Linked DNA regions of Mus musculus: region 1 is linked to region 2. A link is a contact called in ENCODE Hi-C or POLR2A ChIA-PET data. All regions are on one chromosome and are shown on one strand. The core of a region is the stretch at or near the end of the contact, and the rest is flanking DNA. Distances in the headings are between cores, read along the strand shown.

Region 1 (4,772 bases), core at 514-3,013, 490 kb before region 2:
AGGGAGTTAGTTACAAAGAACATGGTGCCCAGTCAGACACAGGCTCTCCGAGATCTGTCTCAGCCTGGACTGTGCCCAGTTTTGTGGGTAGGGTCATAATTCTTCACAAACATGTGTGAATGTGTGTGGGCAATAGCTGTAGGTATGGCTGAGGTCTCACTGGGTAGCCCAGGCTGGCCTCTGCCTCCTGAGTGATAGGGTTATAGGTATGCACCACCACACTTCGATTAGGTGTTGTAAGTGACTGGCTGCTTTCATCACTAGTCACTCAGCAGGTATATGCCACAGGCTGTCACTGTGTCCTGTTGGGAGACAGTCAGACTAGCATGCTGAGACTCTTCTGTCATGATTTCTCTTACACAGGCCCTGCCTATTATAGCTTCCATATACGTGCCAGGACCCAGAGGGCCTTTGCTGGATAAACCCTGTCCAAGAGAAATTACATTCTACAGGCTCAGGTTAGGAGAGGCAATACTGGGTGGGGTCTTTAGCCTCCTTAGTGAAGTTGTAATGGTCCTCACCCACATTCTGCCCCAGCTTGGGAGGTGCAGCTTGGATCCCCATCTCCAGAGACACTCAGACCCACAGAGCTGGCACCTGCGCTCTGCTTCTGGTTGAGTGGGCTTTACGTTCATGCCTGACTCCCAAGGTAGATGAGAAATGAGATAATATAAATTAACAGGCATCTGGCAAATGCCCAGTCCAGTGACAAGTACACAATTTAACCCCTGGGTCTCTGGGGTATATGTTGGAGTCCTAACTTCATGGCTCTCAGTTTTCATAACGTAAGTAGTCCCAGCATTCCCCCTTTAAGGAGACAGTGTGCTACCACCCAACTCAGCTAGGAAGTGACTTGAACATCAGCCTTTTAAAGTTACTTTTGACTGGTATCAGCATCCACTGACAGCCCCTAGCAGGGCCAGGGAAACCCTGTCACTGGGTAACAGCTCTGTCTGCATTTGCTTCCCTTTAATCGTGAAGGATGTGTTGCCTCTGTTGGCTTTTCTGTCTTATGAGTTGCTGGTGTCAAAGGCTCTAAGGCCAGCAGCCGCTGGCCATCGGTTCACATTTGTAACTTGCATCTTTGACAGGGTGCCATACCATCAGGATGAGCAAAGAGATCAGAACATGCTGGTAACTTCCTTTGCGCTGTTTTCTTCAGGTGAAGTGACCCCAATGATGTGCATCACAACTGGTGAGCCCAGGTGCAGGTGCCTGGCATGGGCTCAGAAATCAGGTCAGTCTTCTGTGACCCTTGCAGTCAGGTTCAGAGATGCCCGGGGCAAGGGCTTGTCTGGGGTAATTGAGTAGCTCAGGGGGTGGAGAGAGAAGCTCCTGAGGGGGTTGAGGGTGGGGAAAGATGGCAATCAATATGGTAAGTCAAGGGGTTTCTGGAAACCTTTTCCAGTTTCCATCTTGGGACCTCTGAGATTTAGGACAGAGAAATCCTTTCTATTTTTTTTTTTCATTTATTTTTGAGACGGTTCCTGGTTCCTTTATTGCCACGTGACCCAACTCCTGGATCAAGTATCCTCTGCCCCCCACAGCCCTCCCCCACCGGTGTTGGGATTATAGGCTTGGGCCACCACGCTACTGATCAGGGCAAAAGGACATCTGTCTTTGAGATCTGGATTTGCTTAATGGAAAAGAGGGACACAGCGCTTACTGGTACCAACGTCCGTGGATGATAGTGAGGTTTTCCCATATCCTGGCAGTACAGAAAGGCCCAGAAGACACTCCAATTTTGCAACCATACTTGGGCACCTAGGATATCCTGAGGTTGTCTGTTTTGTCTTGGCATAGGTTCCAGGATTTGGCTCTCTGGCTAAGTCACGTTGTCTGTGGCCTGCCACCTCCGGGGAAAATAGAGCCCCTCAAGGCCCCACAGTTCAGCGGACCACTTCCAAAGAGCTTCAGGGCCAGGCGCCGGCCTGGAACCCTTGCCGCAGGTGGAGGCCATGGGGAGCATCCCGCAGGTGGCGGCGCTCAGCCGCAGCCAGGTGGGCGTGTCAGGCCCCGCCCCGCGCTCCGGTCTTGGGGAGGGTGGGACGAACGGAAGCCCCGCCCTCCCCGCGCGCTAGTTCGGAGCCGGTGCGGGAGCGGAGGCGCGCGGAGCCGGCAGGAGCACGCGGGAGCGCGGCCCCGCAGCGGCCCGGCCCGAGGGAGCAGCATCGTAGGAGCAGAACGGCCTGGCGACCCCCGCTGCAGCCAGGACCCCGCCCCAGCGCGACGCGGCCCCGAGAGAGGACTCTGGCCCCGGAGCGCGGCCTCGCCCTCCTCGCTCGCCCGGGTCCCCGGGCTGCGGGCATGGACAGCGCCCGCTCGCCCTGTGAGTATCGAGCTCTCCCGTTCGCCGCCTTTGTGTGCGCGCCGCGCCGCCGCAGCCCCCTCCCCGCGCGCCCCGGGCCCGCGTCCTTTGTGGAGCCTGCTCCTGTCCGGTGCTTCCCTTTACCCCGGCCTCCCTGTCCCTTCCCCACCCGCTCGCGGGATAGCCTAGCGGGGTCGCTCCAGTACTGGCCTTGACCCCTTTCTCCAGCCTCCCGAGCCCTTCTGTAGCTCCTTTGAGCCCTCAGGGACACCTAGCAGGTCGTCCCTCCTGGAGTCCCTGGGACAGCTAGAGACAGGCCGTGTTCCCGGCTCGGAGCTGAGTGAAGCAGGGCATCCCCTTGCAATCCTCGCCTCGGGGTCCGGTCTGCAGCCCTCTCCCCGGAGCCCGCAGAGGACCGCCCGGCAGGTCACTTCTGCGGTGGGGCTGGGCAGGGCGCGGGCCCAGAGGCGGCGCTGTCTCATCCCGCGGCCCAGGCAGGTGCGGCGGGGCTGGCGCTCACGCAGGGTCCGTGTGTCCTTGGCCCGCAGAGATGGACGGCGATGGCGGCCGCCGAGACGCCCCCGGCGCGCTGATGGAAGCCGGGCGCGGCACGGGGTCGGCGGGCATGGCGGAGCCGCGGGCGAGGGCGGCGCGGCTCGGGCCCCAGCGCTTCCTGCGGCGCAGCGTGGTGGAGTCGGACCAGGAGGAGCCGCCGGGCCTGGAGGCGGCCGAGACGCCGAGCGCGCAGCCCCCACAGCCTCTGCAGCGCAGGGTGCTTCTACTCTGCAAGACGCGCCGGCTCATCGCGGAGCGCGCCCGGGGCCGCCCCGCCGCGCCCGCGCCCGCCGCGCCCGCTGCGCCTCCCGGCTCCCCGAGTGTCCCCTCGGACCCTGGCCCGGAGCGAGCGGGCACGCAGGAGCCCAGCCCAGATCCCACCACCGCCTCAGCCGCAGCCGCGCAGGTCCCCGACGGCGGCCCGAGGCAGGAAGAGGCGCCGGCCCCAACACAGGAGGACGCTGGAACCACCGAGGCAAAGCCGGAGCCCGGGCGCGCACGCAAGGATGAACCTGAAGAGGAGGAAGACGATGAGGACGACCTCAAGGCCGTGGCCACCTCTTTGGACGGCCGCTTCCTCAAGTTCGACATCGAGCTGGGCCGGGGCTCCTTCAAGACGGTCTACAAGGGGCTGGACACGGAGACCTGGGTGGAGGTAGCATGGTGTGAACTGCAGGTGAGCGCCGCTGCCCCGCAGGTGGGCTGTCCGCAAATGCGTCCTTGGGTGTGTCCTTGCTCATATGAAGGGCTTTAGGCAGCCCTGGGGATGGTGGCTGGTATGTGTCACCCTCTGTGTGGGTGTCCTGCAGGATATGTGCCTCGTGTATGGCTAGCCTGTTGGTGCTGTTTCTGGACCTGTGCACACACAGGTTGAGGCTTGCCATCTTGGAGGTCAAGGCTGGGTATGTGCTGTGCCCATGGTGACATAGGCTCTGGAGTGGTCAGTGGAGGTTCGTTCTGTCAGCCCATGCTCCTTGTCCGTCCACAGAACCCACTTGTACTGGCTCAGTAGGGACTGGAGGGTAGTGAGAGAGAAGGCTGTCTTTAGGCCCTTTTCTAGGTGGCTTGGAAGCTCCCAGCTGTCCTCAAATTAGCATTTTTCCTGTACCCTGCAAGATGTATGTGTGATAACTGCAGATGCCTGCAAGGGTTTCCTCAGATTCAGGAATGATGATTGGTGGGTCTTTGGTGTTCTGCTGGCCAAGGCCAAGAAGCCCTGTCAGCAGCCTCCTGGTGTTCTAAGAGCCTGGTTTGTTCACACGTTAGCTGTGTGAGTGAAAATTATGGGGGAAAAAAAGGCCTGCCTTTTTTCTTTCTCTCTCTTTCCCTCTTCTCCACCCCCTTTCTTCCTTCCACCTTTCTCTTGTATCTCTCTCTTTTTTTTTCTTTCCTTTCTTTTCTGGAAGCAGAGGCTCAGCATGTATTTTTCATAACCTTGCCCTCACGTTAGCTGTGTCAGCCCTGGCCCTGAAGATTATATAAACCGCAACCCTAGCCGTCCTGGGGCCAGCCTTGGAAGAGGAGGCAGCTCCTGTCACAAGGGGTGTTTACAGGCCCTCCCTTACTGGGAGGGAGGGGCAGCTGTCAGGCAGGGGCCAGCTGGGAGAGTGCTGGCTGGAGGTGTAAGCCTACCCGCTGGCCCTTAAAGTTAGCTGGCCCTTCCAGGGCTGATGCATCCTGGGCAAACCTGGGTGAGCTGGGTGCCAGGGCTGCTGTCCGGTGCAGGATGCCTGCACTTTTGGCTGGGAAATGGGATGCAGGTGCTGTGTTCTCAGCACCTGCAGGGTGCTCTCTGCGTGCGTGTACAAGCTGGGCTCATTTCAGAGGTGACCTGTCATCAGTTCTGAGACAAAGAGCTTCAAAGGTCTTGTCTCCATACTGCCCTTTGGTGCTGAAATGGGAATACGGC
Region 2 (4,644 bases), core at 1,928-4,427:
GACCAGAAGCTTCGGCCACGCTGGACACAAGTCTCCCAGACTGGGGACAGAAGCTCGCTGACACCTGGGATTGGCTTCCGGGCCTGTGTCCTTCCTTGTCTGGCCCTTAATTGTCCGCATTCAAAGTAGTAATGAAATGATTAGAAAGCAAACGGCATGGACGCGGAAGGGCCAGCTCCTGGGTCCCCGCCGACCGCGCCAGCCGCATCCTCGGCGACGCTCAGTCCTCGCAATTTCGGTCGCTGGGCTCGCCCGGCGTCTCCGCTGGCTTCTCTGTCTCCTTGGCACGCTCTTGCTCCGTGAGCTGCTCGCTCGTGGGGATGGAGTTCTTCTTGGGCCGTCCCTTGGGCTTGGTGGGGGACTCCAGGCCGCCACCTTGCAGCACCTGTTCCGTGAATGAACAGTACTAGGTGAGGAAAGAATCCGATCAAGGACCACCGGATGCCCAGGGCCCAACCACGGCATCACAGTGACTCTAGGCCCTAAAGAAACGGTGGAGGTTTAAAGAACTGCTGAGGAGAACGAGCGGAAGATGGAGGAGTTAGAAGCTGCCAGGAGGTGCCGGGGATGGGGGTTCTGTCCTAATGAACCCAAGCAGACACAGCAGTTCACGGGATGGGATGGGCAGAAGTCTTAGTGTGAGGAGGGCGGGAAGGTATTTCTTGGAGGACACCAAGGACAAAGCCCAGGAAACCCCAGCCCGCAGGAAGCCACCAGCCACACTTACTATTTTCTTCCATTTCATCCTCCGATTTTGATACCACGTCTTCACCTGTAACTGGCTCAGGCCCAGGGACTCAGCTAGATCTATTCTGGAAAGAGTAACGCACACCCTCAGCGGGTCAGGCCACCACCTGCCTACCCTTCCCTCGAGCCCAGTCTTGCCCGGCACTACCTGTCAGGGGTAGAGAGGTACTTCTGCTTCTCGAAGCGTTTCTCCAGCCCCATCAGCTGCAGCTCAGTGAATACGGTGCGACTCCGGCGTCCTTTCTTGGCTTTCGCGCCAGGTTCACCAGAGCCAGCTGCTTCCAGCTTCCCGCGGAGTTGCAGCTCCAGCGGCAGGTGCGATGCGCCTGCGGGGCCGGGCATCCCAGGCCCGGCGGCCAACAACGCCGAGCCCAGCCCGGAGCAGCCGAGCGGCGCCAGTGGGAACTTGAACACTGCGGCCTGCTCAGCCTTCAGCACCGCTACAGAGCAAAGAGAGAAGGGGAGAGAGAGAAGAGAGAAAGATCTGGGTGAACTGGATTCCAGCCTCCCACGCCACAGCGCTTTGCTGCGTTTGGGAGCCCGAACCAGCCACTCCCTGGGGATTTAAACCCAGCATCCTGGGCGACCCTCCTTCAGGTAGCTATCCCGAGGAGTCTAGAAAAGAGTATCCCTCGCATCCTTTGCTCTTTTTTGGAGTCCCCATGAGCCAGTAGGCTCCGAGATTTCAGGATGCTTTAGAGCAAGTTCGCTGCTCCGAGGACATAGAGTATGCCTTTCGTGAAAAAGAGAAACTAAGAAGAAACGGGTGAATTTGGAAGCGGGGGCGGGGGTGGGGGAGCTTTTGCATTGGGAAAAGAACGTTGTGGAATGTGAGCATTTGTTTTTCTGGGCGCTGTACCTACATCACTGGCTGAGGCTTGGACATTGGCGAGGAAAGGGTCACCAAAGCATCCTTTGAACCTGAAAATTGTCTTTCTTGTTTCCTCTGTTCAGACCCCCTCCCCCCAAGAAGCATGAAGACCTCTCCATGTTCTTTAGCCCTAAATCGGCTGTTTGCCCGCTTCAAACGAATTGCCAACAACAGAGTCCTTTTATAGTGAACGGCAGCAGAGAGGCTGTGAACCAGATGAACATCAAAGAGGCAAACTGGACTGGCTGCTACCAAGACTGGACAGAATCTGGGGCCGGTTCCGGAGGCCGCTAGCTGAGCTGGAGTCTATATTGGACGCTTCCTTTCCTGGTAGGCTTCTCCTAAAAGAGATACTGGAAAGGATGGATCTGCCTGGCTGAGAACCATCAGGGTAAGGGGAGCATAGAAAACATAGCAGGAAGTGGGAAGAGAATCTTGCGGAGGGGGAGAGGTAGAGGGGAGACAGATCCACTTTACCAAAAGGCTAGGAAGGAGGTCAACCAAAGAGAGTCACTAAGCCCTAAGCCGAGATGCAGTACAGGGCAGACTGCCTCACAATCTCCCAAGAGACAAGACGGAGACAGAAAAGATCTGAGCAAGTGCTTCAAGACGCACGAAAGCCCAGCAGATCTCGGGATGGAAGGACCAACTGGGCAGCGGATCACAACCAGGCCTCTTTCCCTCAAACAAGGCCTACGGAGACCCTGGCCGCAGCACAGGCCTCGGTCGGTTGCTGACTGGAAAGCACGGGGTTCTGAAAGGCTCCTGGATGGCTTGGGCATCCAACACTATGCGACACGACCCTCTTCTCCAGAGCTTTCCCAGTCTGGGCAGCTACTGTTATGCCCAGCCAACCCTACCGCGAAACTCAGGCTTCCCCTGGTTTGAAGTCATTTTGATCCAGAGTGCTCGGTAGATTGATTTTGTAGCAACCATAGGGATGCGGTCTCTGGCTCCTGGCCTCGCCTATCACCCGATTCGAAAAAACTCGAAGCCGCCCTGAAGCAGAAGACAAACTCTCTTCTGGTCTGACGCGAGGACACAAGGCCTGGTTTCTGCCTAGCTCATTGCTCGCACCCTCCACTTTCCCGTTGGAGTGCGCGAAGAGAGGTAGGTGCCTCGGGCCTGCGCTGAGCTGCATCCCAGGTCGCTCCAGAAACAGGGGAGAAAGAGGATGAATTACGGACAACCCCAGGTCTCCGACTCCCACCCGCCCGCCAAGCCCAGTCCTCTGCGCGGCGGCCGCTGCACGTACCCAGGTGGCTGTGGAAGGGCCGGGCGGCCAGCAGCGCCTGTACGCCGAACTTGAGCAGCTCGCCCGCGGCGGCAGCGGCGGCCGCGGGCGCTGCGCCCTTGGGCCCCGGAGGCTCAGTGAGGATCTCTTCGATCATGAAGCTGCGGTAGCGATGCGGTCGGTGATCCGCACAGCCCTCGGGCGGACCGAAGCGCGCGGCTCCCGGCTCCCCTGGCCGCTGCATCGCGGCTCCCGGGGATGCGCCCGCGGCTAGGAAGCGACGGCGGCTAAGCTCCGGCGCGGGGCCCGCGCGGGGCTCTAGGCCGGCCCGCAGCTCGCGGCGGCGCGCGGGCGCCGGCTCATGCCCCCTCCCCCGCCGGCTGGCCGGGCGGAGGCGCAGGGCGCGGGCGGGGCGCGCGGGGCTCGGCCAGTCGGACCCGGGACTGCGTCCCCGCCCCGCGCCGCCGCGCCTCTAGCCTGGCCAGCCCCGCGTCACTGCCTTGCCCCGCCCGCCCTGCCCCGCCCCGCCCCGCGCTGCCGCCCCCCACCCACTAGGCCCAGCCGGAGGGAGGGACCCAGGAGGGAGGAAAGGAGGTTGAGAGGAGGGAAGGAGGGAAAGAGCCCGGGATAGGGGCTCGCAGGCCGGGACCAAGGGAAAAAGAGGAGAGCTCGCCCAAGAGGACAGCCCTGAGGATAGGACACTGCGGAGATGGGCAAACCGAGGATCTTGAATGAGAGGCGTGAAAAAGTCTGAAGACAGACAGCAAGGACCACGCAGGATCCTAGGCAGTGATGTGAAGGTGTCCAAGACGCCTCTTAGACGTGAGTGCGCCGAGACGTAGAGAGGAGAGAGCCCCAGAGGTGCAGGAGGGCACGGGGAGGGCACAGCAGCAAGGCCAGCGGACTGGGTGGGATGGGGAGGGGCTGGAGTGGTGGTGAGGAGGAGGGGCAAAAGCCAAGCTGGGAAAGGGGTAGCCTTAAACAGCTTTCCCAGGTCTGCGAGATGCTGTAGGGATCCAGTGCAATACACCGGGGTGTAACTCGCAGGGTGGTGACCATGCCTGTGCACCACTTCCCCCCCTTCCCTGTCCACCCCAACCTCAGTTTACCATTTTGATCTCAAATCTCTGAAGCTACCCTGGGAGAAAAAAAAAAAGATTCTCCAACTAGGATTTACCTAAATTTCTAATTTAAGCTTACCTGGACACATTTTCTCTGGCAACCACCAGACTTAGTGGGCTGAGTTATGTTTACTTAGAGCAAGGGATAGAATAAGGGCAGATGAATAAAAAGGGGAAAGACTGTCACTGGATGAACTTTGAGGCAGGGGATCATGGAATACTCTGAGAGTCTGGGGACCTAGCTCCATCTCTGAGCCTCCAGTCTCTCACAGGACTAAAGATGGGGCTGTTAGATCATTCTCTTTTTCTCTCCCCAAATTAACCTCTGTTGAGTGTGCCTCTTTGAGTCTTGGCACTGACAGTTTCTGAGCTGTCTCAAGTCTGGAAGACTTGACTCTTGGCTCCAGGGAGTTTGTGGGGATGGAAGGTGAGACTTTTCTATACCCAGGGTGACCCATGCCAGCTGTTCAGGGGTAGCAAGAAGGGTAGGGTGTCCTCAGGAGGCTAGGAGAGGACTTGCTGTATTTCCTATCTGCCTCTCTCAGGAGTCTTGGGTTCTGTCTCCACCCTGTCCAGCCTTCCTAGACTGGACTCCATGTTTTAAGCCACTCCTACTTCCCACGAATGCTCTCCACAGAGCCTAAGCCCTCACTGCTGGGAAACTGAGTTCA

What was found. Hi-C counts contacts between places; a loop is a spot of excess contacts on that map. ChIA-PET counts read pairs that join two places held with the same protein, here RNA polymerase II (POLR2A).
Region 1: a loop to region 2 is called in a map of mouse embryonic stem cell, with 2.6 times the contacts of the local background. The contact joins the promoter of Wnk2 here to the promoter of Barx1 in region 2. A Hi-C loop is called at or near these places in 2 of 37 maps with a recorded cell type or tissue (adrenal gland and mouse embryonic stem cell). POLR2A ChIA-PET finds 5 or more read pairs at or near these places in 1 of 5 experiments (embryonic stem cell).

What each region holds. Positions count from the first base shown.
Region 1 is chr13:49,145,319-49,150,090 of GRCm38, reverse strand. Wnk2 (WNK lysine deficient protein kinase 2) reads left to right here and starts at 1,763. Exons shown (of 30, transcript NM_001290313.1): 1 at 1,763-2,329; 2 at 2,857-3,539. The coding sequence starts at 2,859.
Region 2 is chr13:48,661,569-48,666,212 of GRCm38, reverse strand. It overlaps Barx1 (BarH-like homeobox 1), which reads right to left and starts at 3,177. Exons shown (of 4, transcript NM_007526.4): 1 at 2,874-3,177; 2 at 896-1,187; 3 at 728-812; 4 at 1-385. The coding sequence starts at 3,096. The coding sequence ends at 221. It overlaps Gm36606 (a long non-coding RNA gene), which reads left to right and starts at 3,421. Exons shown (of 4, transcript XR_382336.3): 1 at 3,421-3,674.